2 separate regions of the Homo sapiens genome follow, and region 1 is linked to region 2. Evidence: chromatin loops called from intact Hi-C (ENCODE). Cell type or tissue: K562. All regions are shown on one strand. Each heading gives the region's core, and the rest is flanking DNA. Links, peaks and the distances in the headings are about the cores only.

Evidence for each region. A loop is a pair of places that touch in the nucleus more often than their neighbours do. Peaks named below come from ENCODE experiments on the same cell type or tissue, not always from the same donor. Only the 100,000 strongest peaks of a DNase experiment are listed, where the experiment ranks them.
Region 1: a loop joins it to region 2, with 13 times the contacts of the local background. A loop is called at or near these places in 14 of 110 quality-filtered maps.

The regions. Positions count from the first base shown.
Region 1 is chr3:43,376,529-43,379,446 of GRCh38, reverse strand. The region is part of intron 12 of ANO10 (anoctamin 10); the gene reads left to right. Among named protein-coding and RNA genes, the nearest start is that of SNRK-AS1, 26 kb to the right of the region's middle. RefSeq lists a silencer at 976-1,270. In K562, for the core only: a CTCF peak has its summit at 1,119; a DNase peak (open chromatin) is centred at 1,106.
Region 2 is chr3:42,960,107-42,963,024 of GRCh38, reverse strand. No RefSeq gene overlaps it. Among named protein-coding and RNA genes, the nearest start is that of GASK1A, 18 kb to the left of the region's middle. In K562, for the core only: a CTCF peak has its summit at 1,220 (motif pointing left); a DNase peak (open chromatin) is centred at 1,244.

The DNA of each region.
Region 1 (2,918 bases), core at 179-2,678, 420 kb before region 2:
CCACACACTGCTCTGTTTGCCTGAGTGGAAGCTGCAAGTTAGTCCTTCCTTCTATTTGCCATTTTCAGGTTCAGGGCTCACTCCTCACTTCTTCTAAGTTCTCCAATTGCAAAAGCACATTCAATATTTTTAATAAAAAACATATGCTTTAAATATTATCCAATTAATTACTAACAGTACCCGACTAAAATATGTAACCTGGAGGAAAAAGAAAGACAGTCTGTTGGTAGTTCAGTGCTGTATGTATCCCAAGATGTGTTTTGATGGCCTTTTGTCACCAACTGGGACAGCATTGTGTCACTTGAGTTCTAGATTTGCGAAAATATTGACTGGCTGCCGTGTGTGCTCAGGATCCTGTAGCATAGCAGTGAGGAATGTTCAATGATGTTTTCATCAACCTGTATTTAGTGATCAGTATTGGTTACAGGGACTGCCACTCAGGAAGGGATATAGGTAATGGAAAATTAAAGTGAAATGAAAGGTGTTGGGAAGAAGCAGTAATTAATCCTGCTTGTTGAGGTTTCTAGGTGGGAATGAGTAAAAATTAACTTTTCTGAGGGAAAATGATGTCAAGTGAATAAAGGCTAGAATCCCTGCCTAACACTTACTGTGTTGTTCCTACACAAAAATCAAGCATAGTCAAGTCAACCATCCCTGGCTCCAGCTTTACCCAGGCTCTATAGAAGGGGTGCCTAGTGCCTGCAATTCTGATGACTCACAGCCGTCATCACCCAGGGGTAGCCCTTCTCAACTGGCCAGGAACAGGGCCCTGCTCTGGGGGGAAGGGTACATGGTAATCTCTTGTACAGTGAGGGGATATAGAGTTTTAAAAATCATAATGTTGTAATTATCAATTTTGTTTTACTCATAATAGTAATATTGAAATTTTAAATGACATTATAGAAGATATAGATATTTGCATTTATCAAAGGGCCATACAGTGTTCAGATGTGGGGAAAACTGCCCTGGGAAAGATTGTAAAGGTGATGGGAAACATTTATACTTTCTCTGCGGTCTGCAGTTGTGGCTGCATTTCATAAGGATCTGTTTTCACCTTGGTGATGGCCTTAGTGTTTCTTAAGAATGGAACCAATCCCCTCTGCCACCACCAGGGGTCCTTTGATGCCTGGGTGCCTCCTTTACCTTCCTAGGTGTGCAGAAAGTGGGTGCAGAGCTTTTCTGGGCAGAGAAGGAGCTCACCCTTTGGCAGCTGCTCCTACTCATCCCACTTTCACTTTCCTTGTGGCCACTGGCAGTGTTTTCTTAGATTAAAGGTTGTTCTCCCTTTATAGTTAAGAGTAATATTTACTAAGTTGTGTTGAAACTGATGTGGGCAGTGGACTGTCTCCTGCATTTCATTTAGTAGGCTCTTACTTCATCCTTTAACTTTCTAAACTGAGTTTCTTTCTCATGCGACAGTGAAATTGTGTCCCCTCATACTCCATGAGTCGGGACTGCAGTGGGAGGCTGGACACTGGATTACCTCTGATCACCAAGGCATCTTTTCTCAGATGGCCACCACTGTGCCACCCCAGTTCAGGGTCCTTTTAGAGACTCTTTGATTTCTAGAGTGTTTATTCCTATTCTTTGGGCTTTTAAACTTTTGTGTCATTCCTTGATCTAACCAAACTGTCAAGGCTTCAATTCCTGGATCTGTAAATGTCACCTAGCCATGGCTTTCACTGAAGGAGCCTGCGGGGGTTTCTTTGGAACAGCCACTTGTGCTTGGTGTCCACTGGCCTGGCCACGCCTCCTCTTCTGGCCTGAACCTGAGCCCTGGCTCTCTAGCTATCAACATGGAACCTCAGATCAAAGATGAGGGCTGGCTAGATGGTCATCTTGGCCTTGGATGGTCACAGACCTCTCTGGGTCTTATCTCCCAAGGGCCCCAGGTGACCTGTATGACAACATAGGGGGTTCTCTGGCTTGTGAAAGAACAATGCTGCCGCCCTCCTTGGCTCCAAGGGCTTCCAGACCAGAAAGTAGTTATTCCTGAAGGACTTGGCACCCTTCCTCCCAGGCAAGGAGGAGGGAGAGCCTTCCTGAAGAAGTGATGCTGTGGGCCCTGTGCGGGGGCTCACACCTGTAATCCCAGTGCTTTGGAAGGCCGAGGCAGGCAGATCACTTGAACCAGGAGTTCAAGACAAGCCTGGGCAACATGGTGAAACCCCATCTCTACAAAATATGCAAAAAATTAGCTGGGTGTAGTGGCACACTCCAGCCTCCCAGCTACTCAGAAGGCTGAGGTGGGAGGATCACCTGATCCCGGAAGGTCCAGGCTGCAGTGAGCTGTGATTGTGCCACTGCACTCCACTCCAGCCTAGGTGACAGAGTGAAACCCTGTCTCAAAAAAAAAGTAATTTAAATATTGTTTTAAAAAAGAAGTCATGCTATGTAAGTCTTGTCCAGGAAATGTCTCCTCCAGACCAGATGCTCTTGGTCATCTAGATGACCTGAACAATTGGGACAATGTCCTAGTAACATCACTGAATGTGTCAGTATCATGGGGCTGAGGATAATACACAAGAAGATTGTAGACCTCGCTGGCATCTGAAACAGCTCACTGCCATATTACAGCAGAACCTGGGTGGAAGATCTCCTCTTCGCATTTCTGTTTGCAAAATAACATCACACCTGTAGATCTAGTTACAGTGAAACTAGAAAGGAGCCATGCCAAAGTCATTTTAAAAAGAAACTTCATTCTTTGCCCTGTGATTTGGAGGCAAACTGATTACATGTTATTTTTACATTATTATTTGCAAAAATATGAAAATTTCCCCCTTTCTCAGAATTGGTGTCACCTTCATTGTCTTTTTGGTCCTCCCATCTGGGAACATCATTCCCATGTCTTCCTCACTTTGTTGCCCTCTTACCTATGTTGCCATAACACACATAGTTGATGGTCATTCCAGAAGTAA
Region 2 (2,918 bases), core at 109-2,608:
CAATAAATCTCAATATTTGCCTCTGCTAAAGACTACCTTGCTAGTCTCAAGCTTGCTTTTTCTCACTTAACAATATATTGTGACCATTTACATGTCAGCAAAGATATCTTTCATTAATATTAAGTTGTTGGCGTCTTTTTTCTTTTCTTTTTTTGTGATGGGGTCTCATTCTGTAGCCTGCACTCTGCACTGGAGTGCAGTGGCGCCATCATGGCTCACTGCAGCCTCAAACTCCTGGGCTCAAGCGACCCTCTCACCTTAGCCTCCTGAGTAGCTTGGACTACAGGTGCATGCCACCACAACTGGCTAATTTTGTTTTTTAGAGACAGGGTCTTGCCATGTTGCCCAGGTTAGTCTTAAACTCTTAGCCTCAAGCTATCCTCCCCCCTTTGCCTCTCAAAGTGCTGGGATTACAGGCGTGAGCTGCCGTACATAGCTGGACATCTTTTTTTTTTATTAAACGTACTTTCAGGAATCTTATTCTCCAAAGTAAGTTATAAATGCTACAGTGGCAGGGGCTCCATCTTACAAATCCCATGAATAAAGGGAACTTGGAGCTGTGGAAACAGTCCTGGGTTTAAAGCTGAATTTTGCCCCTTTGCCTGTGCAACCTTGGACAAATTACACACCTTCTCCAGGTTCAGTTTCCACATCTATTTTTTTTTTTAAATCGGGACAACGCTTACACATGAAGTTGTTAGAAAGTTTTAAATAGGCAATGAATGTAAGGAGCTCAACACCTAGTAGGTTCTCATCAACTGATAGCTCCATTCTCTTCCATCCTCACCAAGCCTTGCTCATAGAGCCCTCAATAAAGCTGTGATTATTTTCTTACTTTGCTCCTGTATCCAAGCACCAGGGTAGAGAATGAATGAAGGGCAGTATCAGCTCAACAGTCTTCCTAATACCAATCATTTCTTCTCAAGGTCAAGAGCTTGTTTTTAACTTGCTTTTAACAAGAGCTTGTTTTTAATTTGGTTTAATTGACCACATCATTTGAGATTTGAAGATGAATCCTGAGAACTCATAGTAATGGGTTCCTTGATTCCTCTCACCGGTCATGGCCAGCAATCCCATCAGCAGGAATAAAAGGGAAGAAATGCACTGAGCTCTAAGCCTGGCAGGCAGTGTTTGACACATCCAGGCTGATCCCAGAATCAACGGTACAAGAAAGAAATATTTTAAATAACGAGAATTTGAAGAAGCAAATAGCACCACCAAGTGGCCAACATTCCATATGGAAGTTGTTCCATGCCCAGATTCAGCCGTGAGTCTTTCCTAGCTACTGTATAATGTCTTGGCTTCACAGGGGTGGAGAGAGAAATAAGATAAATAAAGGGCAGTGAACACAGTTGATCCCTCCATCTGTTCCTCAACAAGATCTGTGAATATGTGCCCACTGTGTTTTGGGCCTCCTAACTTCATAATCAGGCTCTAATTCAACCTCTTGCCATGGCATTTTATAGACTTTAACCTGCACAAACCCCACCCTACTCCTATTTACTGCCAGCTGAACTCTCAATGTGGGATTTATAAAAATATATTTCTTGTCACAGTTCCTGTCTTCTACCATATATGGCTGCCTATCTACTTAGGGGTTTTCCTGAACAATATGAGGACAGTTTGTTCAAAGATGTAATCTTAGCACCAAACATGATGCTTGGCATGGAGAATGAGCTTAATAAATGTTTTTGAGCAAACTAATATAAAAGTGATTCAACTGTCCAATATATGATATATCCACTGACTTCAGAAATCATTTCACTCACTCGATTCAATACATATTAAGTACCTCCTATGTGCCAATAATTGTGTATGGGGCTAGGGTGACAAAGATGACTAGAACACCAGTCCTCTGCCCGCAAGTATCTCTAGGTGGGCAACAGACAGTCATGAACATGAATAATATAACCAGAGCTATGAGAAAGGAGTTAGCAGGCTTCTCTTGATACCTGGAGGAGAAAGAGGAATTCAACTTGCCTGAGTTGATGAGCTAAGGCCTCCAGGGCTTCTGAGCCAAAAGAGTGTTTAGGATGAGTAGTTCTCCAGATGGACTATAAATGGGGGGTTGGGGAGAGGAATTCTAGCCAAAGAGAACAGGATGCTGTGCATGGAGTCTGAGCAGGGTCACCTCTGGACTTCACAGAGCAAGAAGCTGAGCTTTCTGTTGTGTTTGAGGGATACAAAATACCCATCTTCACAAGGGTAGCATTTGAGGGTATTGTGGGAAGCAATAGGGGAAAGCCCTCAAAACTTTCTCTGCAAAAGTAATAATTTCCTTTTTGTCAACCAGGAATATTTGAAAACATTTCAAAATAACAACCTCTCTTTTTTCTCCCTGGTAATCCTTTGGCAACTCTGCTTTCCTGATCCCTTGTCTGTTTCTCTCCTCTCTCCTTTCTCCCCAACTTGTTACCTTTCCCCTACCCAGTCTCAGAATCCCTGCAAGAATCCATAGGAACCACTGCTGTCCCAGGTTAGGAGAAAAAATTAAAAATGGATCTTGAGCACGACATTTCAGGACCACAGACAGTGGCATGAAGCCTACCCATCCACTGACATTTCAGTCATGCCAGCTCCAACTCATTAGGCCCTCTGCAGACTCGAAAACATGGCCTCCAAGTTTACCAAGCAAACAAGGAAACACGGACACATCCAGAAGCAATAGGAGAGGTTAAAATAACGATAGAACAAACAGACAAATATTAGTCGAGGTATAAGAGATTTGAAGAATATAAAACAAAGTTGGCCTGATGGATCTTTATAGAATACTGCAACCAAAAATTGCAAAATATATATGTTGTTTTAAAGTATGGAACATTTCTTAAAATTAAGTGTCCATTGTACAGTCGCAACATATTTCAAAGGACTGAAATCATAAGAGTATATTATTTTAAAAGTATTCAGCCAAGCTAGAA